5 separate regions of the Homo sapiens genome follow, and all the other regions are linked to region 1. The links are chromatin loops, found by intact Hi-C in ENCODE. Cell type or tissue: endothelial cell of umbilical vein. All regions are shown on one strand. Region 1 overlaps PUS7 (pseudouridine synthase 7). Region 2 overlaps SRPK2 (SRSF protein kinase 2). Region 3 overlaps LHFPL3 (LHFPL tetraspan subfamily member 3). Region 4 has its middle 41 kb from the start of SRPK2. Region 5 has its middle 13 kb from the start of SRPK2.

What was found. Hi-C counts contacts between places; a loop is a spot of excess contacts. Peaks named below come from ENCODE experiments on the same cell type or tissue, not always from the same donor. Only the 100,000 strongest peaks of a DNase experiment are listed, where the experiment ranks them.
Region 2: it touches region 1 in a loop (2.3-fold over the local background); 15 of 110 quality-filtered maps call a loop at or near these places.
Region 3: it touches region 1 in a loop (15-fold over the local background); 4 of 110 quality-filtered maps call a loop at or near these places.
Region 4: a loop joins it to region 1, with 8 times the contacts of the local background. A loop is called at or near these places in 12 of 110 quality-filtered maps.
Region 5: it touches region 1 in a loop (9-fold over the local background); 21 of 110 quality-filtered maps call a loop at or near these places.

The regions. Positions count from the first base shown.
Region 1 is chr7:105,485,272-105,490,271 of GRCh38, reverse strand. All of the region lies in intron 7 of PUS7 (pseudouridine synthase 7), which reads left to right. Among named protein-coding and RNA genes, the nearest start is that of PUS7, 34 kb to the left of the region's middle. In endothelial cell of umbilical vein, CTCF peaks have their summits at 1,902 and 2,104 (motif pointing right); a DNase peak (open chromatin) is centred at 2,251; H3K27ac peaks cover 3,914 bases.
Region 2 is chr7:105,139,229-105,144,228 of GRCh38, reverse strand. SRPK2 (SRSF protein kinase 2) reads left to right here. Exons shown (of 16, transcript NM_182692.3): 10 at 899-1,145; 11 at 1,739-2,221. Among named protein-coding and RNA genes, the nearest start is that of KMT2E, 130 kb to the right of the region's middle. RefSeq lists a silencer at 2,192-2,368. In endothelial cell of umbilical vein, a CTCF peak has its summit at 2,940 (motif pointing left); no DNase peak of the experiment used is centred here.
Region 3 is chr7:104,881,754-104,886,753 of GRCh38, reverse strand. The region is part of intron 2 of LHFPL3 (LHFPL tetraspan subfamily member 3); the gene reads right to left. Among named protein-coding and RNA genes, the nearest start is that of LHFPL3-AS2, 42 kb to the left of the region's middle. In endothelial cell of umbilical vein, a CTCF peak has its summit at 2,905 (motif pointing left); a DNase peak (open chromatin) is centred at 2,863; H3K27ac peaks cover 275 bases.
Region 4 is chr7:105,426,993-105,431,992 of GRCh38, reverse strand. No RefSeq gene overlaps it. Among named protein-coding and RNA genes, the nearest start is that of SRPK2, 41 kb to the right of the region's middle. In endothelial cell of umbilical vein, a CTCF peak has its summit at 2,087 (motif pointing right); DNase peaks (open chromatin) are centred at 1,492 and 2,052.
Region 5 is chr7:105,399,702-105,404,701 of GRCh38, reverse strand. No RefSeq gene overlaps it. Among named protein-coding and RNA genes, the nearest start is that of SRPK2, 13 kb to the right of the region's middle. RefSeq lists a silencer at 636-821. In endothelial cell of umbilical vein, a CTCF peak has its summit at 2,936 (motif pointing left); a DNase peak (open chromatin) is centred at 2,911; H3K27ac peaks cover 896 bases.

The DNA.
Region 1 (5,000 bases):
TGGTTTCATGGGCTTATACACATGTCAAAACTTGTACATTTTAAATGTGTACAGTGTATGTCAGTCATACTGCAATTAAAAATAAAGTACGCTATGTTTGCTACCTCTACTTAAATACATGTATTTATTTTGGTTTCTCGGATTTTTTTTTTTTTTTTTTAGTCTTGCTGTGTCACCCAGGCTAGAGTGCAATGGTGGGATCTTGGCTTACTGCAACTTCCACCTCCCTGGTTCAAGTGATTCTCCTGCCTCAGCCTCCCAAGTAGCTGGGATTACAGGCATACACCAGTGCACCTGGCTAATTTTTATATTTTAAGTAGAGATGGAGTTTCGCCATGTTGGCCAGGCTGGTCTTGAACTCCTGACCTCAGGTGATCCACCCACCTCAGCATCCCACAGTGTTGGGATTACAGGCATCAGCCACCACGCCCAGCCCATATATTTATTTTGAATTTCCTCATCTTTTTATAAAGAATTTATGGTGGTATCTCCTCTTTACCCCATAATCCCCTACAATTGGGCTTCTTTCCCACTACTTTTCTGATTCCCCTGAAATAATGTAGTTGTTGAACCGGTTGTATCGTAATGTTTATTCCAGTTCTTTTTCTTCCTTGACCTTGAGACAGTGGCATGATGTCATAAAAGCAGTCATCTCACCATTGCTTTTACTGGTGGTGTGTACAAATATTGAAGCATTTGAAAGAGAGCAGGAGTAAATACATGAAGATGATGGTGTTCCTATCTGGTGGCCTGGTTTCATTTTCTCGCTGTGGCATATAGAATGTGGAGTCATTTGCTCAGAGTGAAGGGGCAGGAGTGGGTAAGGGAGCTTGAAAGAGAGTGGAGATTTGAAATAACCTTTGTGGGTAATGGACCAGGGACTCCCCAGAAACTCAGAAGAATGGGGGTAGGGGGACAGGGGTTTGAAGGCTCAGGCTTTCTCATCCTCTGTGGATAGAGGTCACAACAGAAGGTTTTTGCCTTGTTTTTGGTATCTAAAATACCTAGTCACCTCCTGTGATTTCTAGCTGGCTCTGTGAATTTTGTTTCTGATTAAAAAAAAAAAGTCAGTTTATTTTGTTTCTTTTTCTTTTCTTTCTTTCTTTTTTTTTTTTTTTTTTTTTGAGATGGAGTTTCGCTCTGTTGCCCACGCTGGAGTGCAGTAGTGGGATCTCACCTCACTGCAAGCTCCGCCTCCTGGGTTCACGCCATTCTCCTGCCTCAGCGTCCTGAGTAGCTGGGACTACAGGCGCCCGCCACCATGCCCAGCTAATTTCTTGTATTTTTAGTAGAGATGGGGTTTCACCATGTTAGCCAGGATGGTCTCGATCTCCTGACCTCGTGATCCACCCGTCTTGGCCTCCCAAAGTGCTGGGATTACAGGCGTGAGCCACTGGGCTCTGCCTATTTTGTTTTCAACACAGAAAGAACTAGGTAGAAAATGAAAGGCCTGCCATAACTGTACTTCTTCCGAGATCACCTTATTCACAACATGGTATATATTTTTTGAGGGACTTTTTTTCCTTTTTAAACAGCAATACTTATGTATTCTTATTTTGAACAATAGATGGTGTACCTTATTTCCTGTAGGTATATAGCAAAATATGTTTGAATGTATGGATATATCCTAATTTAAACTATTACTCTATTTTTGAATGTTACATTGTTTCTCGTTTCTTGCTGTTATAACCCAGTCCATGACAGACGTATTTGTAGCTAAATCTTGGCACACATCTGTGATAACTTCATTAAGATAAACTTAGCAGTGAAATTACTGACTTAAAGGGAATATGACATTTTAATGTGGTTTGTCTTTTTTCTTTCCATCTGCTGGTCAAAACACAGAGAAATTCTCTCTCTCTTTTTTTTTAATAGCAAAGCCTAATTATCCTGCAAAAAAGTGGTACCAATTTACCACCTTTATTCTGGTTCCCTAGAATCTTCCTCAGCATGGTGTTATGATGGGGACAGGGAGTCATTTGCTAATTTGAGGGTCAAAAAATGGCATCTTGTTATTTTATTTTGCGTTTTCTGATGTGAAGTCTTAGAATAGTTGAAGACCAAGAATATTTCTTTTTTTTCTTGGTCAGCCAGCAGATGTCACACTTCATCAGGACACTGCTCTGTCCTCAGATTTTTGCTGCCTTTATCATCTTCCTGTTGACTTAGTAAGAAACTGTGTTAGACACCTAAATGTTGGCCCTCTGAAAGCACACAGCACTTATCTCACGGATACAGGCTACACCCTTAGTTTGTTTAATGGATACATGGGGCCAGGCAGATTGGCCTTTCCCGTGGGAACTTGTGAACAGGAGAAACCCACTCTGCCACACAGGCATTTGAATGACTGCTGGATTGATCGGTCCTGGGGATAAGCAGCACGTCTTTTCAGCTTCATGAAACTCTAAAGCCACCTAGTAATTTTAACAGGGTCTCAGGCAGGAACAGTCTCATTCAGAATGATTTGTTTCTTTTCCTGCCTGTTCCTGCCAGTCTCCTTTCTGAACTTGGGCCAGTATTTCCCTGGCTTTGTTAATTAAGGTTTTCTGTGCATCATGTTGCTTAATTGGTTCCTGATGTTTAAAAGCAAGATTTTTATATTCCCTAGTTACTCACTGAATTTGCTGTAAATTTACAACCAAAGACCTTGATCTGGGATCATCATAATTAAAACTGTGAATAGTATCATGAAGACATTGTCAGCTTCATTCCATTTCTCAGGGAGCACCCATACCAACCAGAACTGAGTATAGTTCTTGCTTTTTGCTGTGCCAGTGGAATTTAGAGATGGATGTCTATCGTATATTCAAGAATTGATACTACTATTCGGCCACAAAAAAGAATGAAACAAAATACTGATATATACTTAAAACATGGATAAACCTTAAAAACATTCCACTAAGAAGTCAGGCGCACAAGGCCAGATATTGTATGATTCTGTTTATATGATGTGTCTGAAATAGGAAAATCTATAGAGGCAGAAAGTAGATTAATGGTTGCCGAGGTCTGCAGGGAGAGGAAACGGGAGTGACTGCTGAATAGGTACAGGGTTTCTTTTTCAGGTGATGGAAACGTTCTTGAAGTATATAGTGGTGATGGTTTCACATTGTTGTGAATATACTAAAAATCACTGGCATGTACACTTTATAACAGTTAAAATGGTGAATTATACATGTGTATATATATATTTATTTATTTTATTTTATTTTTTGATACAGGGTCTCGTTCTGTTATCCAGGCTGGAGTACAAGTGGCACAATCTCGGCTCACTGCAACCTCAGCCTCTGAGGTTCAAGTAATCCTCCTGCCTTAGCCTCCCGAGTAGCTGGGATTACAGGTGTGCACCACCATGCCCTGCCAATTTTTGTATTTTTAGTAGACACGGGGTTTCACCAGGATGGCCAGGCTGGTCTCGAACTCCTCATCTCAAGCAATTCAGCCACTTTGGCCTCCCAAAGTGCTGGGATTACAGGCGTGAGCCACCATGCCCAGCCTTGTGAATTTTATATTATGTTAACTTTATCTCAACTTAAAAAAAAAAAGGACAGAACTATCAGGCACTTCTGTGGCACCATCAGGAAGCAGTCTCCGGAACACTCTCTCTAGGACAGCTCCTGACCCTGAATTGTTCTGTCAGTTTCTACAGCAGTAGTTCCTGGCTGAAGAGGAGTTTTGTCCCCCGTTCCTCACTCTGTTCATACTGATCCTCCGCTTCTAGATTCCTTGGGATACAATCCCTGGGTTAATTCGTGCTCTTGGGTTCTACCATTGCTCCCATACATAGTCCAGGAATTCAAGGTTACAGTGAGCTATGATTGCACCACTGCACTCCAACCTGGGTGGCAGAGCAATTCCTTGTCTCTAAAAAAGGAAGAAAAAGTTATATAAGATAAGAAAATATACAAAAATCAATATGTACAGCTGGGTGCGGTGGCTCACGCCTGTAATCCCAGCACTTTGGGAGGCTAAGGCGGGCAGATTACTTGAGGTCAGGAGTTCCAGACCAGCCTTGCCAACATGGTGAAACCCCGTCTCTGCTAAAATTACAAAAATTAGCTGGGCTTGGTGGCAGGCGTCTGTAATCCCAGCTACTTGAGAGGCTGGGGGCAGAAGAATTGCTTGAACCCAAGAGGCAGAGGTTGCAGTAAGCCTAGATCACACTAGTGCACTCCACTCCAGCCTGAGTGACAGAGCAACACTCTGTCTCAAAAACAAAACAAAACAAAAAAAAAAAAGAAAGAAAAATAAATATAGCACCTGGATAGGTGCAGTGGCTCACGCCGGTAATCCCAGCACTTTCGGAGGCCAGGGTGGGCAGGCATGGTGGTGCATGCCGGTAGTCCCAGCTTCTCAGGAGGCTAAGGCTGGAGACTTTGTAAGCCCACGAAGCAGAGGTTGCAGTAAGCTTAGATCGCACCACTGCACTCCAACCTGGGCGACAGAGACTCTGTCTCAAAAACAAAAAAGAGATATAGCACTTAAAGCAATTTCATACTGGAACATGACTAGGTAGAATAGAGTAATCCTAGACCCAGATACATCCAAGGATTTAGTACGTATTCAAAGTATCATTTAAGATAAGTGGAGAAAATAATGGTTGATTCAAAAAATAATGGTTGATTCAAAAAATGTTGGATAACTGAGTAACCATCTAAAAAACCATTTAAGTGTGGCTCCCCTACCTCATTTCCCTTTGCTAAATAAATTCCAGGTGGATCATAAATTTGAACATTAAAATGCAACTTTAAAAGGACTCTACTTAGGCCGAGCAAGGTGGCTCATGCCTGTAATCCCAGCACTTTGGGAGGCTAGGGCGGGCAGATCACCTGAGGTCAGGAGTTCAAGACCAGCCATGACCAACATGGAGAAACCCTGTCTCTACTAAAAATACAAAATTAGCCGGGCATGGTGCCGCATGCCTGTAATCCCAGCTACTCGGGAGGCCGAGGCAGGAGAATCGGTTGAACCCGGGAAGCGGAGGTTGCAGTGAGCCAAGATCG
Region 2 (5,000 bases), 350 kb after region 1:
ATGGTGTGCACCTGTAGTCCTAGCTACATGGGAGGCTGAGGCATGAGAATCACTTGAACTCAAGAAGTGGAGGTTGCAGTCAGCTGAGATCACGCCACTGCACTCCAGCCTGGGCAACAGAGACTCTGTCTCAAAGAAAACAACAACAACAACAACAAAACACTATTTTTACTGAGACAGCTCTTGATTTGGAATGTAAGTTCTGGAACAAGAGGGAGCTTTAATAATTAAGCTTCCTGGCCTGCTGAGAAGCTCAAGTTGTTTCCCATAGTTCTTCCCTGGCTTGAGCTGCTTGAATTTACTGATTGATTGAAAGGTTGGAGGCTGTCATTGCCAGTGCTTTGCAAGTCAGGTAACCATGACGGGAGGCAGACAAAAGCTGTAGCTTTTTCTTTTTTCCCTTTGCAGCATAGGCTTATCTCTTACAGTTCATGTTGTCTTGGCTGCTAAGAGCTTCATATGTGAGACCCAAACACACAGTGACATACACCTGCTCGGGCACCTGTTTCATTTTTGGCATTGAGGAGCTGGGATGTTGTTACTTTGTATATAGACAGCAGCAAATAAAACTTGCAAGAGGAGCTTCTCCTTTAAGGCCAAGAGAATTTCGAACTTCAGTTCTCTTAGAGTTTGAATGGTGAAGACTTACTGGATTTAAGCTATATCCCTCTGAGGGCAGGACCTGGTAGTAGACCTAGTACGTGATATCAGTCAGCACTGCTTTCCCTTTGATTTTATCGTAAGCCTTACCACAAAGTGGATCTGTCTGGGTTTGGGATTTTAATAGAATATGGCATGAGAAAGCAGAGTTTATTGCTATTTGCCATGCTGCTAGTCGTTATACTATCGTGGTGCTTTAAAAAGAAGAATACTGACCTGTGGTCTTTCCTTAACATAGATAGGAAAAATATCTAAAAACAAAAAGAAAAAACTGAAAAAGAAACAGAAGAGGCAGGCTGAGTTATTGGAGAAGCGCCTGCAGGAGATAGAAGAATTGGAGCGAGAAGCTGAAAGGAAAATAATAGAAGAAAACATCACCTCAGCTGCACCTTCCAATGACCAGGATGGCGAATACTGCCCAGAGGTGAAACTAAAAACAACAGGATTAGAGGAGGCGGCTGAGGCAGAGACTGCAAAGGACAATGGTCAGTGGGGCCTGGAACCTGGGCTGCATGGGGTTCTCAGAGCTCCATTAGTAGGGTTCTGCCAGGTCAACATGGGGGCTGATTTGTGCTGCTGCTGCAGATGACAAGGATGATTCTCTCCAACTCCCTATTGGGAAATATGGGAAATAGCCTCGTACTTCATTTGTGAACTGTATGCCAGAAATATGTTAACATTTCAAAATAGTTTTTAAAAATGTAAAATAATTGAGAAATTCCATGTTTCTATCATGCTAATGATGGTGCTTTATTTTGTCATTAACTTTTTACCTAACTGTAATGCACCACAAGTCTGTTTCTGAAGATTATAGAGGGTAGAAATGGAAGTGCAACTTTATTTAGAAAGAGTTATTTTCCCTTAAAGCTAACTTTTTCTTATAAGAGCAGGCCAATTACTAAATGAATGAAAAATGAGATTTAGAAAACCTGAAGGTTTTACCCCAAAAGCCAAGAGGTGTTTACCAGGTGGTACATAAGCATATTCAAAATGTATTTTATTGATGGAGATAAGTACTTAATGAGGCTGTATTAAGGAGAGTAACAAGTTCTAATTCTTGACCCATCAAATTCTTAAGGTGAAGCTGAGGACCAGGAAGAGAAAGAAGATGCTGAGAAAGAAAACATTGAAAAAGATGAAGATGATGTAGATCAGGAACTTGCGAACATAGACCCTACGTGGATAGAATCACCTAAAACCAATGGCCATATTGAGAATGGCCCATTCTCACTGGAGCAGCAACTGGACGATGAAGATGATGATGAAGAAGACTGCCCAAATCCTGAGGAATATAATCTTGATGAGCCAAATGCAGAAAGTGATTACACATATAGCAGCTCCTATGAACAATTCAATGGTGAATTGCCAAATGGACGACATAAAATTCCCGAGTCACAGTTCCCAGAGTTTTCCACCTCGTTGTTCTCTGGATCCTTAGAACCTGTGGCCTGCGGCTCTGTGCTTTCTGAGGGATCACCACTTACTGAGCAAGAGGAGAGCAGTCCATCCCATGACAGAAGCAGAACGGTTTCAGCCTCCAGTACTGGGGATTTGCCAAAAGGTAAGTGTTTCTTCCCATCAACTGTCTGCCATCGCTGACTCCAGGGACGTGCCTTTAACAAATGCTGTGAAGGAATTGGCTGGAAGTGGCCAAGCCCTGTGTGTGTGTACTGATCAGTTTTATTACTTTTATACTCCTGAAGAAGTAATGTGATTTAAATAAATTTTCTATGCCATTAGGCTATTTCTTGCTCTCTGCATACCAAATCTTATTTCTGACCAGTTTTCATTTTTAATATATTTAGTCAGCAGCATCATTTGCAAAAACCTTCCAGTTTTAGCAACTTACACCTTTCTAGAATGTGTAGTTTAGTTTAAAATTCGTATCTTCTTCCATCTAATGTCATTATATTTAGTTTAGTTTAGTTTTGTTTTGTTTCTATTCAAGAAAATTATGCCTCCTCTTTGACTCTATTGAGAAAGAAGTGTCATATTGTCTTTTGATAGTTGTTCCTGATTATAGGACCCTACTATTGGTAACTGGCCCAGGATTGTAATTTTCAAGGAATTGGCATGGATTTAAATGTGATGACAGATTATAGATTGGCTCTTGTGTTCTTGTCTACCTAAGAAGGCTTGACTTATTCAAAGCCTTATTTTGGGAGTGAATGCCAAGTGACTCTAGTAAGTGAAAACTGGGTAACACAGCTGGTTTCCATACTGGCTTATGGGGGAAAAGCTCTGAAACCTCCCTCTGCTCCCTCTACTGACAAGACTGTTTAACACACAGCGAGTAAAATTGATGAGCCAGCCCTGCAAACAGCCCGACATTCTGCAGCCCCTTTGGTTCCAGCAGTCTGGAATTGCACGCCGAGTAAGCTGGCTTTGTTACGCACTGGCTATGATGAATCCTCCTAAGGATTTGCTTTCTTTACTTGGCTGGACGTGGTCAGCTCCTGTTCCCCTTTCCAGGGAGTGTTTGAAGGTGCTTACATAGAATGTAGGTTAATTTCTGGGAAAGGGCAGTAGTGAGAGGTACCTTATCCAGACTTATTGTTGCTGTTGCAGTTCAATTTTTCTCTTACTTGAAGTTTCTTTTTTTTTTTATGAGATTGAGTCTTGCTCTGTCACCCAGGCTGTAGTGCAGTGGCGCGATCTCGGCTCACTGCAACCTCTGCCTCCCGGGTTCAAGCGATTCTCCCGCCCCAGCCTCCTGAGTAGCTGGGATTATAGGCGCGTGCCACCATGCCCGGCTAATTTTTGTATTTTTAGTAGAGACAGGGTTTCACCATGTTGGTCAGGCTGGTCTCAAATTCCTGACCTCGTGATCCACCCGCCTCAGCTTCCCAAAGTGCTGGGATTACAGGCGTGAGCCACCGCGCCCGGCTGAAGTTTCATATAGAAAGTAATTTACAAAGTACCTTTTTAATTATTTCTATTTTATTCATTCATTTATTTATTTATTTTTTGAGACAGTCTCACTCTAGTTGCCCAGGCTGGAGTGCAGTGGTGCAATCTCAGCTCACTGCAACCTCCGCCTCCTGAACTCAAGCAATTCTCCTGCCTCAGTCTCCCGAGCAGCTGGGATTACAGGCGCCCGTCACCATGCCCGGCTAATTTTTATATTTTTAGTATAGACAGAGCTTCACCATGTTGGCCAGGCTGGTCTCCAGTGCCTGACCTCAGGTGATCTGCCCTCCCCAGCCTCCCAAAGTGCTGGGATTACGAGCCTGAGCCACCATGACCAGCTCAAAGTACCTTTTTTATTCATACTTATTTTGCAAGTATTAGCTTGGGCTGCAGTGGCTTCAAGTACAGTCAGCCCTCCATATCCATGGGTTTTACATCTTTGGATTTCCCATCCATGTGTTCAGCTAACTTCAGGTGGGAAATAGTTGGAGGGGAAAAAAAACTGTGTCTTTATTGAACATGTACAGATTTTTCCCCCCTTGTCATTACTCCCTAAACAATACAGTATAACAACTATTTACATACCATTTACATTGTAGCAGGTATTATAAATAACTAGAGATCAACTAAAGTGTATAGGAAGATATATGTAGGTTATATGCAAACACTACACCGTTTTATATCAGAGACTTGAGCATCTGTGGATTTTGGTATCCTCAGGATGTCCTGGAACCAGTTCCCCTGCAGACACCGAGAGGCACCTGCATATCAGATTAAACCCCAGCTCAAAACTTAATAACTGTGGAACTTTGGTTTCTTACCCTGTCTGAGCCTTGGTTCATTCCTCTATCAAAAGAAAGAAATGGCTACCTCTAAGGTTGTTAGTAGCACTGAATTAAATAAAACAGGTCAATGGCAAAGGTACATAAATAACATATAATAATAATATATTGAAAAATTTCCCATTGAATGTAAGTTGCCTTGGTCATCACAATCCATGTAAAGGAGCAGAATTGCTGCTTGTTACCACATGGTCATCATTGGAGGCCCAGGCAAGTCATAAGACTTATCCTATTGTTTACATGACAGCTCCATCTCTGTGTCACAGGAAACTTCAAACCTTACATGTCCAAAACCAGAATACAACTTTCCCTGCCAACCTGCTACACATACTGTATTTCCTACACTTGTTGCCACCATTTCTTGTTGCTCCAGTGAGAAACTTGATCATCAGGATGTCTTCTTTTTTTCTCTCATGTCCAGTAAATCATCTCATTTTGCCAGTCATACCTCCTAAGTAGGGGTCCCCCTTGCCTTGTCCCTAAAGTGGGCAGTGTCATTGCTTGCCTCTCCTATTATGGAGGTTCCTTACTGGTGTCTTGGCTTTGTGTTCTCTCCAGCTTTTCTCCCCACCTGCCTTTCAGCATGCC
Region 3 (5,000 bases), 600 kb after region 1:
CTGAGTTTGTAATTTGGTAAATGTGAATGTATAATTTTTGAGGACTTAGAATGTGGAATAAAGAAGAATTTACTTAATATGTAAAAAGAGGCTGGGCGCAGTGGTTCATGCCTGTAATCCCAGCACTTTGGGAGGCCAAGGTGGGCAGATCACCTGAGGTCAGGAGTTCGAGACCAGCCTGGCCAACATGGCAAAACCCCGTCTCTACTAAAAATACAAAAATTAGCCAGGTGTGGTGGTGGGCGCCTGTAATCCCAACTACTCGGGAGGCTGAGGCAGGAGAATTGCTTGAACCCAGGTGGCGGAAGTTGCGGTGAACTGAGATCGCACCACTGCACTCCAGCCTGGCGATAGAGCAAGACTGTCTCAAAAAAACAAAACAAAACAAAATAAAACCAACGAAAAACTCCTAATAAGACCTCAGATGGGGCTTTGAGCCACGAGTTAGTGGCCATCCTTACCTACATTAATACTTTTTCTTCATTTTCCTCCATTCACTCATTCAGTCATTCGTTCAACAAATATGAATTGAGCATATATGATATGTTAGGCACTATTCTAGGTGTGGGGATACAGTGGCAGACAAAGGAGAGTAAGTCCTAGCTTTCATAAACCTTACAGTGAAATGTGGATATAGACAATACGCAAATAAATGTGTAATAAATACATCAGGTGGCTTTGAGTGCTACGAACAAAAATAAATTGGGGTGAGAAGCCAGCTGTTATTTTGGAGCAGGTGGTCAGGGACACTTTCCCTGAAGGAATGAGGAAACAAAATGTCTAGGGGAATCCACCTTCTAGGTGGAGGCTTCAGCAAAAGCAGAGGCAGGAGAAATAGCAGGGGAGCCAGGGCAGCTGGTGATAGGAGATGGGCCATCAGGGTGAACCGGGCAATATAGGACTCTTGGGCAATGGTGAGGCATTTTGAATTTATTTTCAATGCAATGGGACATTATTGAAGGGTGGGGAGAAGGGGAGGGGGGTGATGAGAATTACATTGTAAGACTCACTGTGAGTGAGTGAGTGACAAGAAGACTGTAAGGGGTAAGAGTTGAAGCAGAGAGGACAGTTAGAAGGTGATGACATGGTCTGGAAGAGAGGCAGTGGTGGCTTGGACCAGGCTGGGAGTGGTTGAAGTGGTGAGGTGGGATCAGATTTAAGATGCGTTTTTAAGGCAGAGTCAGTAGGATTTGGCGATAGGTTACATGAGGAATGTGTGTGTGTGTGTATCTGAGAGAAAACTCATGATGACTCCCAAGTTTTTGGTCCATCTGAGTGAGTGGGGTCCTATTTACTGAGATGGGGAACAAGAGAAACTTTTTTTGGGAGAAAATCAGATAGCCACAATAGGCCATTAGACACAAAGATCTGGAATTCAAGGGAGAGGTTGGAACTGGAGATACATATTTGGGAGCCATCCATTGTACAGATAATATTGCAGGGACTGTAGAAAGAGAAGGAGGAAAGGCCAAGGACTGGCCCTGTACCATACCACCCTTGGAGGGAGGAGAAATGGTTTGGGAGCCCCAAAGAGGGGCAAGGGGGCTACTACCCCTCCTCCATGAACTGGGCAGCTTCATATTGAAAAATTACCTAAATAGCAAATAAAATCGAAGTCTCAGTTGTGATCTCTGGGGTAGAGTGGAAAGATCAGTGGCTGGGTCTGTTTTCCACTAGTCCACGCTGCACCTACATAGATCTTCAGCACTGAGTGCTATGAGGATGGGGATATTTGAGAGGGTTCTCCTTCCTCTCCTCTTCCCTCTCCCCTGCCTGCTGACCTTCCCTTCTTCTATCCTTTCCTGAGTTGCCCATTCCTCCTCTTGCACCTCCCACTCCACTTCTCCTTCTCTCCACCAATTGGTGTCCTTGGGACTGAATTTCAGGTGATTCTAGGCTAGGAGGCCTGGGCTGTTAAGTTACAGAACCCCTCCTTTCCAGGTGCAGACAAAGTCTCCCCTTGAAGCTTGGGTCAGAGGTAAGGTCATTTTCTTCAAATACTCAACCCACACATTTCACCATTTTGAAATTCATCCAGGCTTGCAAAATGTCAGAATGCAAATTCTCCTGAAAGGGGAGTTTATTTGTTCTTCACAATTCAATGTGAATTACTTTAATCAGATAATCAGCCAATTTCCCTCCTAACAGCTGGTTGAGATCAGGCTGCACTATATTCTTTTTATTAAAAAAAGATCTTACTAAGACTATATCAGAAGTCTTCAAGCTTTATCACGTGTAAAATTCACTTAGGAAATTCACTGAAATGCAGATTCCTAGGTTCTATTCCCAGATATTCCAACTTGGTAGGTCCGGATGATTCTGGTGCAGGTGGCTGGTGAACCACACTGGGAAATACCGAGGTAGAGGATTGGACAGAACTTGGGGACAGGGGAGCGGTCAGAGGGCCTATCTCAGGAGGACATGCTTGGCAAGCTGCCAAAACAAAGGCCTTTGAACTAAACAGAGAACGAAGTGGAAGGAAAGAGGAAGGGGGAAGAGAGCCCAGAATAGAAGGGAATGGAAGCAGATGCCTTCTCCGTGATGTTGTTAGTACTTGAACCCACCCTACAACCCCAGGCTTCTGGCGTGTACCGAAGACTTGGGCACTTATCACGCATCAGGCACGGTATAGGTATTAATGAGCTTTCCAGCTCATTGAATTCTTACCACTTCTTATTATCTCTGTTTGGGGATTACAGAGGCTGTAAAAGTTTTACGAGGCAGGGCTAGACCCAGAAGCCTTGTCTGTGTGATTCCATATCCACACGCCCCAACCACGTGTTGCACTGCTGAATCTGCACCATCATCAGGTTATGCGGGCTCAAAGGGAAGTGTGCTCAGGAGTGAATTTCAATGGCTCAGAGGCCCACGCTTTCCTCTGGGATGGGCTGCTTTGGTGCCCCCTGGTGGCTGCTAACCTGGTGTGCGGCGTCCAGGCAAGAACAAGCAATGAACTGAGTCCTAGCTCCCCAGCAGGGAAATATGGAAGATTCTTAAAATATCACACTTCCCACCTGATCAGACACGCAAACTCTTTTCTCCCATTATCTGAGCAATTTCAGGAAACTCCCGTTAGTGCTACGTCCCTCAGCTTCTGCCTCAGTGACACGTTACACACTAATTTATAAATTACAAGCCACTGCCTTGTAACCTGATCACAGCTGCACACACCTCACCTTCCCTCCAACCATATAGGCTCAGAGAACCCGCTTCATTTTCATTAAATAGTAAGGAAAAGCTCCCCGGGCTTCTGTATTCTACTAGGCCTGCTTTTATTTTTAACAGCCTGTCTGCCAATGCACTAGTGGGCTAAAAATAGACTTACTTATAATACAATTCATCATGCACTCAGCTGCCAGGAGGAAGCTTAATTTAAGCTTCATCCAAGATGAAATACCTTTAAGAAACATATTATTTCATGTAACTATTAATATCAGTTTTTAAGAGTCCTCCAATATGAACTCTTTGATACATACTTTGGAAATGAGGGAACGTTAGAATGTTATGAAAAGAGATCTCGGCAAAACTATCTTGCCATAGTCTTGGCCAAGGTTAGAAAATGCTTTGGGAGCTCTTTTCCTTAACTCCAAACTCTTTTAGTTTCTCTTTGCTTTTTCTCTTAATTCTAGCTCTTTGTTTCAACTTGATCTGAATAAATTGGATCATCATAGAGTTGCCAGATTTAGCAAATAAAAATACAGAATGCCTAGTTAAATTTCCGATAAACATTGACAGTTTTTTAGTATAAGTAAGTCTCAAACATTGCGTGGTTTGCTCAGGACTTTTCTGGTTTTAGCACTGAAAGTTCTACATGCGGGAATGCCTTCAGTCCCAGGCAAATGAGGCAGCCAGTCGCCTTAACTACAATATAAATCATACCCTTCCCCCATCTTCAGGATTTATTTCCCACTAGGAAGTCTTGTGGGAGAGAAACTTTTAAAAATAACAGCTTTATTGAGACATAATTCACATATCATAAAACACCTCTTAAAAGTATACAATTCGGTGATTTTAGTATACCTATAGAGTTGTACAACTATCACCACTATCTAATTTTAGAATATTTTCATCACCATGAAAACCCCATACCTACTGTCAGTCACTCACCATTCTCCACTCCCCTCAGGCCCTGGATACCACTAAGATACTTTCTGTCTCTATGGATGTTTCCATTCTGGACATTTCATATAAATGAAATGTGGTACAGGCTGGGCACAGTGGCTCACGCCTGTAATCCCAGCACTTTGGGAGGCCAAGGTGGGCAGATCATCTGAGGTCAGGAGTTTGAGACTAGCCTGGCCAACATGATGAAACCTTGTCTCTACTAAAAATACAAAAATTAGCTGGGTGTGGTGGTGTGTGCCTGTAATCTCAGCTACTTGGGAGGCTGAGGCGGGAGAATCGCTGGAACCTGGGAGGTGAAGGCTGCAGTGAGCTGAGATCATGCCACTGCACTCCAGTCTGGGTGACAGAGTGAGACTCCATCTCTAAATAAATAAATAAGTAAATAAATAAATAAATGAAATGTAGTGCTTAGTGGTTGGATTCTTTCAGTTAGCCTAATGTTTTCAAGGTTCATCCATATGGTAGCATGTGTCAGTACTTCATCCTTTTTTATTGCCAAATAGTATTCTGTGTGGATATATAAATGCATACCTTGGAGATATTGAGGGTTTGGTTCCAGACCACTGCAATAAAGTGAATATCACAATAAAGACAGAAGTTTTCGTTTCCCAGTGCAAAAGCTATGTTTATAGCATCCTGTAGACTGGTAAGTGCGCAGTAGCATTACATCTAAAAAATATACATACTTAATTTAAAAATAAATTAATGAACGAATTTTTGCTGGTAAACATGGAGGTGTCCTGCCTCCATGTTGATGGCGGCTGACTGATGAGGGTGGTGGCTGCTGAAGGCTGAGGTGGCTGTGGAATTTCTAAAATAAGACCACAAGGAAGTTTCCTTTCATGGAAGATTTTTCTATAGCACGTGATGCTGTT
Region 4 (5,000 bases), 58 kb after region 1:
AAACCAGAAACTATGAATGGTGATTGATTCTGGATGTGGACTGGTAATGTGTGGGGGGAGGAGAGACTTTCATTTTTCATTTCTGCACCTCAGTGTGACTTGAGTTCTTTCTACCCCCGCCCTTTTTTTCTTAACCTTGCATGGATAACTGTAATTTAAAAATAGCTCTAAAATAATATAGAACTTGGCCTGGCACGGTGGCTCATGCCTGTAATCCTAGCACTTTGAGAGGCCGAGGCGGTTGGACCACTTGCGGTCAGGAGTTCAAGACCAGCCTAGCCAACTTGATGAAACCTTGTCTCTACTCAAAATACAAAAATTAGCTGGGCATGGTGGCGCACACCTGTAGTCCCAGCTACTCAGGAGGCTGAGGCAGGAGAATCACTTGAAGCCAGGAGGCGGAGGTTGCAGTAAGCTGAGATTGCACCACTGCACTCCAGCCTGGGTGACAGAGCGAGATTCTGTCTCAAAAAATAAAAATAAGGCCGGGTGCGGTGGCTCACGCCTGTAATCCCAGAACTTTGGGAGGCCAAGACAGGCGGATCACAAGGTCAGGAGATCAAAACCATCCTGGCTAACACGGTGAAACCCCGTCTCTACTAAAAATACAAAAAATTAGCCGGGTGTGGTGGCGGGCACCTGTAGTCCCAGCTACTTGGGAGGCTGAGGCGAGAGAATGGCGTGAACCTGGGAGGCGGAGCTTTCAGTGAGCCGAGATCATGCCACTGCACTCCAGCCTGGGCAACAGAGCAAGACTCCATCTCAAAAAATAAATAAATAAATAAAAATATATATATACACACATAACTTATTTTTTTCCCAAAACAATTAAAGTACCCTACAAAAATACAAACCATAATAATAGTAGTAATAATTAGACTAATTCAGGAAAGAGGGAAACTCATTTGTCTTCATCAGTTTGGGCTGCTATAACAATACCATAGACTGGGTGGCTTAAACAACAGAATTTTATACCTCACAGTCCAGAGAACGTTCAAAATCCGAGTGCCAGCACGGTCCCGTCCTGGTAAAGGCCCTCCTTCTGGTTTGGAGATGGCTATCTCTTTGTTTGTTTGTTTTTTTGTTTAGTTTAGTTTTGTTTGTTTTTGAGACAGAGTGTCACTCTGTCGCCCAGGCTGGAGTGCAGTGGCACGATCTTGGCTCACTGCAACCTCCACTCCCCGGGTTGGAGTGATTCTCCTGCCTCAGCCTCCAGAGTAGCTGGAATTACAGGCGCACGCCACCACGCCCGACTAATTTTTGTATTTTTAATACAGACAGGGTTTCTCCATGTTGGCCAGGCTGGTCTCGAACTCCTGGCCTCAGTTGATCCACCCGCCTCAGCCACCCAAAGTGCTGGGACTACAGACGTGAGCCACTGTGCCTGGCCCAGGTGGCCATCTTCTTACTGTGTGCTCAGATGGCAGAGAGAGAGAAAGCAAGCTCTCTCATGGCTCTTCTTATAAGGGCACTAGCCCCATCATGTGGGCTGCATCCTCATGACCTAATTACCTCCCAAAGGCCCCATCTCCAAACACCATTACATTGGGGATTGGGATTGCAACATATGAATTTGGGAGGACACAAGCATTCAGTCCATAGCACACTGTAGGAAGTCTGAAGCTGGGGGTAACAGTATTTTAAAACTATTTAATATGTAACTAATTTTTTTCACGGTTTAGCCATTAAAAGATTAATGATCTGCCGAATACTTCTTGAAAGTCTGTTAACTCCAACAGGAAATTCCCTCTTTGGAGATAATTATCCCCTGGAGATGGCTGAGGGAATGAGCCAAATAATTCCAGCCAAAAGCCCTTGATCAACACAGTATGTCAGTTTCATGTGCAGTCTGATCTGCTTTTCCAAATTTAATTTAGATAGTGAGTACCTGAATATAGAGACTTTGTTGTGATAGATATATATCTATTTGTGAAAATGAAGATGGTATCCAAGCTTTGAAACAAATGCTGTCTACATTTATCACTTGGCAACATGTTGTGTTGGTCAATAAATCCTAAAAGATGACAGCTCTTGCACTGAAAACATTAAAAATCTTCTGTTTGCATTTATGACATGTCACTCAGCCAGCAGAGGGAGACATGGCTGTATACCTTTTAGCAGTTATTGTTTCATCAACTAGCAATAAGAAAGATATAGGGCCAGGCGCGGTGGCTTACACCTGTAATCCCAGCACTGTGTGAGGCCAAGGCAGGAGGATTGCTTGAGCCCAGAAGTTCAACACCAGCCTGGGCAACATAGTGAGACATCATCTCTATTTCTCAAAAAACAAACAAACAAACAAATATATATATATATATGGTCTACCTCAGCATCAAATAGATCTTAGTGATTACACAGACCAAGTTCTACATTTTTCAGATGAGCGAAATGAAACCCAGAACAGTAAAGTGATTGGGCTAGAGTGAACAGCTGTCTCCTGTCTGACTCCTATGTCAGTGCTCTTTCCTCTCTACGTAAGTTCTAACTGCACTCTCAGCATTTTGAAAATGTGGTTGGGGGCTGGACGCGGTGGCTCACGCCTGTAATCCCAGCACTTTGTGAGGCCAAGGAAGGCAGATCATGAGGTGAGGAGTTCGAGACCAGCCTGACCAACATGGTGAAACCCCGTCTCTACTAAAAATACAAAAATTAGTTGGGCATAGTGGAACATGCCTGTAATTCCAGCTACTCAGGAGGCTGAGGCAGGGGAATCGCTTGAATCCAGGAAGCAGAGGTTGCAGTGAGCTGAGATCATGCCACTGCACTCCAGCCTGGGTGACAGAGTGAGACTCCGTCTAAAAAAAAAAAAAAAGAAGAAGAAAATGTGGTGGGAGAGAGTATTATTGATTGTCACAATGATTGGTCAGCACTACTGTCATTTTAATGGGTGGAAATCAAATGTATAAGACATCTGCAGGCAGGGCATGGTGGCTCACACTTGTAATACCAGCACTTTGGGAGGCTGAGGTGGGAGAATTGCTTGAGCCCAGAAGTTGAAGACCAGCCTGGACAACATAGGGAGACCTCATCTCTACAAATAAAAATAAATATAAAAACTTAGTTGGGCGTGGTGGCATGTACACCTGTAGTCCTAGCTACTCAGAAAGCTGAGTGAGGAGGATCACTTGAGTCTGGGAGGCCAAGGTTACAGGGAACTGTGATCACACTGTAGCACTACAGCCTGGGTGACAGAGCGAGACCATGATTCAAAAAAAAAAAAAAATCTGTAATACAGGGACCTTTGGCAGATTGTTAACATATTCTGATTTTTCCAAGAATACAATTATATATATGAAAGGAGGATTTGACTTTATGATGTCTTGAACTTTACCAAGGGTTTTCTACCATTGCAGACAATCATAACATCTATATCACTACCATGTGGGATAATTGACTCATTACTATACAACACACCTGTATTACTCTGTGCTTGTAGCTGGCACATTTACTATGATGCTATGTGAAGACGCAAGTATCTGATTATTTCATTAAGCCTTCTTGCATAGTCATATCTTGATATGTACATATTGAAATGCTTATTTCCTTTTTTAAAGATTAAAAAAATTTAATTGATACATAATTGTACAAACTTACGGGGGTACATGTGATATTTCAATATATGCATATGTTTAGAGGTCAAATTGAGGTAACTGGGATATCCATCACCTTCAACATTGATCATATTGCTGTGTTGGAAACATTCAAATTTCTCTCTTGTGGCTATTTAAAAATATACGGCCGGGCGTGGTGGCTCATGCCTATAATCCCAGCACTTTGGGAGGCTGAGACAGGTGGATCACAAAGTCAGGAGTTCAAGACCAGCCTGACCAACATGGTGAAACCCCGTCTCTACTCAAAATACAAAAATTAGCTGGGCGTGGTGGTGCACACCCATAATCCCAGCTACTCAAGAGGCTGAGGCAGGAGAATCGCTTGAGCCCGGGAGGCAGAGGTTGCACCTGGGCAACAGAGTGAGACTCTGTCTCAAAAATAAATAAATAAATAAATAATATATATACACAAAAACAATGTTGTTAACTATAGTCACCCAGCTGTGCTATAGGATGCTAGAGTTTATTCCTCCTTTTCTTTTTTTTGAGATGGAGTCTCACTCTGTTGCCCAGGCTGGGAGTGCAATGGGGTGATCTCAGCTCACTGCAACCTCCACCTCCTGAGTTCAAGCAATTCTCCTGCCTCAGCCTCCTGAGTAGCTGGAAATACAGGTGTGCACCACCACACTGAGCTAATTTTTGTATTTTTTAGTAGAGATGGGTTTTTGCCATGTTGGCCAGGCTGGTCTTGAACTCCTGATCTCAGGTGATCCACCCACCTTGGCCTCCCAAAGTACTAGGAATACAGGTGTGAGCCACCGCACCTGGCCTATTCCCCCCTTCTAACTGTAATTTTGCATCCATTAACCATTCTCTTCCTATTCCCCCTTCCCTTACTCTTCCAAGCCTCTGGTAACTACTATATTTCCTTTATTTCTGTTTTATGATATAGGCATACCTAATTTTATTGCACTTTGCTTTATTGTACTTTGCAGACATTATATGACTTATTTTGTTTTGCTTTTTAGGGATGGGGTCTCACTATGTTCCTCAGGCAGCAGACATATTGTATTTTTTGCAAATTGAAGGTTTGTGGCAACCGTACATTAAGGAAGTTGATCAGTGCCATTTTTCCAACAGCATGTGCTCACTTCATGTCTCTATGTCACATTTTGGTAATTCTCATAATATGTTAAGCTTTTCAGTATTATTATAACTGCATGGTAATCTGTTACCAGTGATCTTTCATGTTACTATTGTAATTGTTTTGAGGCACAATGAACTGCACCACATAAGCCATTGAACTTAATCAATAAACGTTGTATGTGGTCTGACTGTTCCACCAACTGGCCATTCCCCCATCTCTCTTTCTCTACTTGGACTTTCCTATTCCCTGAGACACAAAGATATTGAAATTAGGCCAGTCAATAACACCACAGTGGCCCCTAA
Region 5 (5,000 bases), 86 kb after region 1:
TAAACTTTCTTTTTTTTTTTGAGACAGGATCTTGCTGTGTCACCCAAGCTGGAGTGCAGTGGTGCAATCTTGGCTCAGTGCAGCCTTGATATCCCAGGCTCAAGTGATCCTCCCACCTCAGCCTCTCAAGTAGCTGGGACTACAGGCATGCACCACCATGTGTGGCCTATTTTTGTATTTTTTTTTTTTTTTGAGATGGTGTCTCACTCTTGTTGCCCAGGCTGGAGTGCAGTGGTGCAATCTCGGCTCACCACAACTCCACCTCCCGGGTTCAAGTGATTCTTCTGCCTCAGCCTTCCGAGTAGCTGGGACTACAGGTGCATGCCACTACGCCTGACTAATTTTTGTATTTTTAGTAGAGATGGGATTTCACGATATTGGTCAGGCTGTTCTTGAACTCCTGACCTCAGGTGATCTGCCCACCTTGGCTTCCCAAAGTGCTGGGATTACAAGTGTGAGCCACTGTGCCCCGCCATATATAGGCATGAGCCACCGTGCCTGGCCCAGACTTTAGTTTTCTTAACATTGCAATATAAAAATTCTGGAATAGAAGGCCAGTGGCTCACGCCTGTAATCCTAGCACTTTGAGAAGCCAAGGCAGGCAGATCACTTGAGCTCAGGAGGTCGAGACCAGCCTGGGCAACATGGTGAAACCCCATCTCTACAAAAAATTAGCTGGTCGTGGTGGTTCACGCCTGTAATCCCAGCTATTTTTGGGGCTGAAGTGGGAGGATTGCTTGAGCCAGGGAAGTCGAGGCTGCAGTGAGCTGAGATCTCACCACTGCACTCCAGCTTATGTGACAAAGTGAGACGCTGTCAAAAGAAAGGAAGGGAGGGAGGGAGGGAAGGAGGAAGGAAGGAAGGAAGGACGGAGGAAGGAAGGAAGGAAAAGAAAGATTGATTCTGGAGTACAAAGTGAGATGCTGTCGAAAGGAAGGGAGGGAGGAAGGAAGGAAGGAAGGAAGAAAGGAAGGAAGGAAGGAAAAGAAAAATTGATTCTGGAGTAGAAATTAAATTACAGGCTGAGTGCTGTGGCTCACACCTGTAATCCCAACACTTTGGGAAGCTGAGGTGGGAGAATTGCTTAAACTCAGGAGTCTGAGACCAGCCTGGGCAACATGGGGAAACCCCGTCTCTACAAAAAACAAACAATAAAAAACAAACAATAAAATTTAGTGGAAGCCAGGGCTCACGCCCTGTCATCATGGCACTTTGGGACACTGAGGCAGGATGATCACCTGAGGTCAGGAGATTGAGATCAGCCTGGACAACATGGAGAAACCCCACCTCTACTAAAAATATGCCGCGTCTGGTGGTGGGCACCTGTAATCCCAGCTGCTTGGGAGGCTGAGATTGTGCTACTGCTCTTCAGCCTGGGCGACACAGCAAGACCCTGTCTTAAAAAAAAAAAAAAAAAAGGCAGGACGTGGTGGCTCATGCCTGTAATCCCAGCACTTTGAGAGGCCGAGGAGGGGAGGTCACCTGAGGTCAGGAGCTCCAAGACCAGCCTGGCCAACATAGTGAAACCTGCCTCTACTAAAAACACAAAAAAATTAGCTAGGCATGGTGGCATGTACCTGTAATCCCAGCTACTAGGGAGGCTGAGGCAGGAGAATCGCTTGAACCCGGGAGGCGGAGGTTGCAGTGAGCTGCGATGGCGTCCCTGCACTCCAGCCTGGGCGACAGAGTGAGACTCCATCTCAAAAATCAAAAAACAAAAAGCCTAGCGGGCGTGGTGGGTAGCACCTGTAGTCCCAGCTACTTGGGGGACTGAAGTGGAAGCATCACTTGAGCCCAGGAGGTCGAGGCTGCCGTGAGTCAAGACTGTGCTATTGCAGTCCAAGCCTGGTGACAAAATGAGATCCTGTCTCAAAAAAAAAAAAAAAGAAAAAAAAGTATGAAGTGTATTGACTTTTTTCTAAATTTAAAAAGTTTTGAGGATTAGATGTGAAATACTGGGAATGCTTTAAAATCAATGCAATCACTAGTATAACCATTTTAGAAAACTTTTGGCTGTATGTGCTAAAAATGCACACAGATATAACCTATGACTCAGCAATTCCATTTCTAAATATATACACATATTCACCAAAAACCTCATATAAGGGTGTTCACAGCAACATTATTCATAATAGCTTAAGTTGGAGACAACCCAATCACCGATGACTGGTGGAATCACCTATCCATCAGAATCTAGGGGGGACACAGAAATTATTTACTTTTTATTGAAGTTGGACCAATTATTTTATTTTATTTTATTTTTTATTTTTTTGAGATGGAGTCTCGCTCTGTCGCCCAGGTTGGAATGCAATGGCACGATCTCAGCTCAGTGCAACCTCCGCCTCCCAGGTTCAAGAGATTCTCCTGCCTCAGCCTTCTGAGTAGCTGGGACTACAGGCGCGTGCCACCATGCCCAGCTAATTTTTTGTATTTTTAGTAGAGACCATGTTAGCCAGGGTGGTCTCAATCTGCCCACCTCGGCTTCCCAAAGTGCTGAGATTACAGGCATGAGCCACTGTGCCCAGCTGGACCAATTATTTTATAATAAAAAAATTAACGAATTGTTTGTTTGAACAGGTATTAGAGAACTAAGTAAAGGGGATACTGAACTAACCCACTAATAAATCAGGAATCAGCACCCATATCTGGGGCTGGGAAACACAGTTAGCAGTAAGGGTTATCAGACCTCAGAAGCTTAGAGGAGGGAGCTGGGACCCAGATGTATAAAGAGGGAGTACTCCCAGGAGTTGCTATTATTTCTAGGGGAATATAATGAGGCTGATTTGAGGAGCTCCGTGAAACCTGGGACTGGAACCATTGCTGTCCCTGTGATAAAGAGCCAGTGCTGAGACGACGGTGACCAAAAGGCCAGCAAACAGGAAGTAACATTTCCCTGCTCCTGTTCCTCTTCTCCAGGCTTCCAGTCTCCCTCTAGTGACCCCAACTGGCAGAATTAATGGCGGAGCACATTGGCAAAGGAGAAATAAGATCACATTTCCTCTATTATAAATGTGGCTTGGCGTGGCTCATCCCAGCCCTTTGGGAGGCCTAGGTGGACAGACTACTTGAGGTCAGGAGTTTGAGACAAGCCTGGCCAACATGGTGAAACCCCGTCTCTACTAAAAATACAAAAATTAGCTTGGCGTGGTTGTGCATGCCTGTAATTCCAGCTACTCAGGAGGCTGAGGCAGGAGAATCGCTTGAAACTGGGAGGCGGAAGTTGCAGTGAGCCAAGATGTGGCCACTACACTCCAGCCTGGGCGACAAGAGCGAAACTCTGTCTCAAAACCAAACCAAAACAAAACAAAACAAAACAGCAAATAAACAAATGTGGCCACAACTCCCCCCTCACAAAGCTGATAATAGAATGGTGGGTTTGGGGCTGAGATAGTAGTTTAATAAATAATGTGAAGACATTTTTAAAATATGGCATATTCATACAATGAAATACTATAAAACAATGAAAAGATTGTACAGACAACACATGGGTGAGGCTCACAAACAAAACGTTGAAAAAAACCAGCCAAATACAAGAGTAATTAGTGTAGGGTTCCATTTCCATAAAATTTAAAAGCAGGCAGCATGAATCTGTGGGGTTAGGAATTAGAATAGAGGCTATCTTGGTAGGGGCAGTGACTGAGGAGAGAGGAGGGGGACTTTTGGGATACTGGTAATATGCAATTGTCTTTTTTTTTTTTTTTTTAGACGGAGTGTCGCTCTTGTTGCCCAAGCCGGAGTGCAGTGGTGCCATCTCCACTCACCGCAACCTCCACCTCCCAGATTCAAGCAATTCTCCTGCCTCAGCCTCCTGGTAGCTAGGATTACAGGCGCGCGCCACTATGCTCAGCTAATTTTTGTATTTTTAGTAGAGATGGGGTTTCACCATGTTGGTCAGGCTGGTCTCAAACTCCTGACCTCAGGTGATCTGCCTGCCTCGGCCTCCCAAAGTGCTGGGATTACAGATGTGAGCCACCGTGCCCAAACTATTTTTTTTATTCTTAATTTTTTGAGATGGAGTCTTAACCTGTTGCTCAGGCTGGAGTGCAGTGGCACCATCTCGGCTCACCACAATCTCTGCCTCCTGGTTCAAGTGATTCTCCTGCCTCAGCCTCCTGAGTAGTTGGGATTACAGGTGCCTGCCACCACGCCTGGCTAATTTTTGTATTTTTAGTAGAGACGGGGTTTTGCCATGTTGGCCAGGCTGGTCTCGAACTTCTGACCTCAAGTCATCTGCCTGCCTGGGCCTCACCAAAGTGCTGGGGGAGGCAGAGTTTGCAGTGAGCCGAGATGGTGCCACTACACTCCAGCCTAGGCAACAGAGGGTCTCAAAATAAAAAAAAATAAAAAAAATTTTTTTACATTGAATCTCTTTCATTAGTTACAATAAAATGGAAAGCAAATTCTTTTTTTTTTTTTTTTTTTTAAGACGGAGTCTCACTCTGTCTCCTAGGCTGGAGAGCAGTGGCACGATCTCAGCTCACTGCAAGCTCTGCCTCCAGGGTTCACGCCATTCTCCTGCCTCAGCCTCCCTAGTAGCTGGGACTACAGGCGCCTGCCACCACACCCAACTAATTTTTTGTATTTTTAGTAGAGACGGGGTTTCACCGTGTTAGCCAGGATGGTCTCGATCTCCTGACCTCGTGATCCGCCCGTCTCGGCCTCCCAAAGTGCTGGGATTACAGGCGTGAGCCACCGCGCCCGGCCGGCAAGCAAATTCTTATACTCAGAGAGCTCAAGCATTTGAGAAATGAGTATTATATCAGAGCTATATCCATGTTCTAAGACTTGGAAGAAATGGAGCCCAGGGTGTTAAACTTAGCACAGATTATGGCCAGATCTTCTAATCTATTTGATTATGTCCTGGCATATTAGACATTATTCTAAATTTTAATACAGCCCCAGGTAAATCTTTGGGCATCATTTTTGAACTGGCTTATGTAAGAGTCTCCTATACTATTTTATTTATAACAAACTTGTCACTATTGGTGATTTTCTCTAGA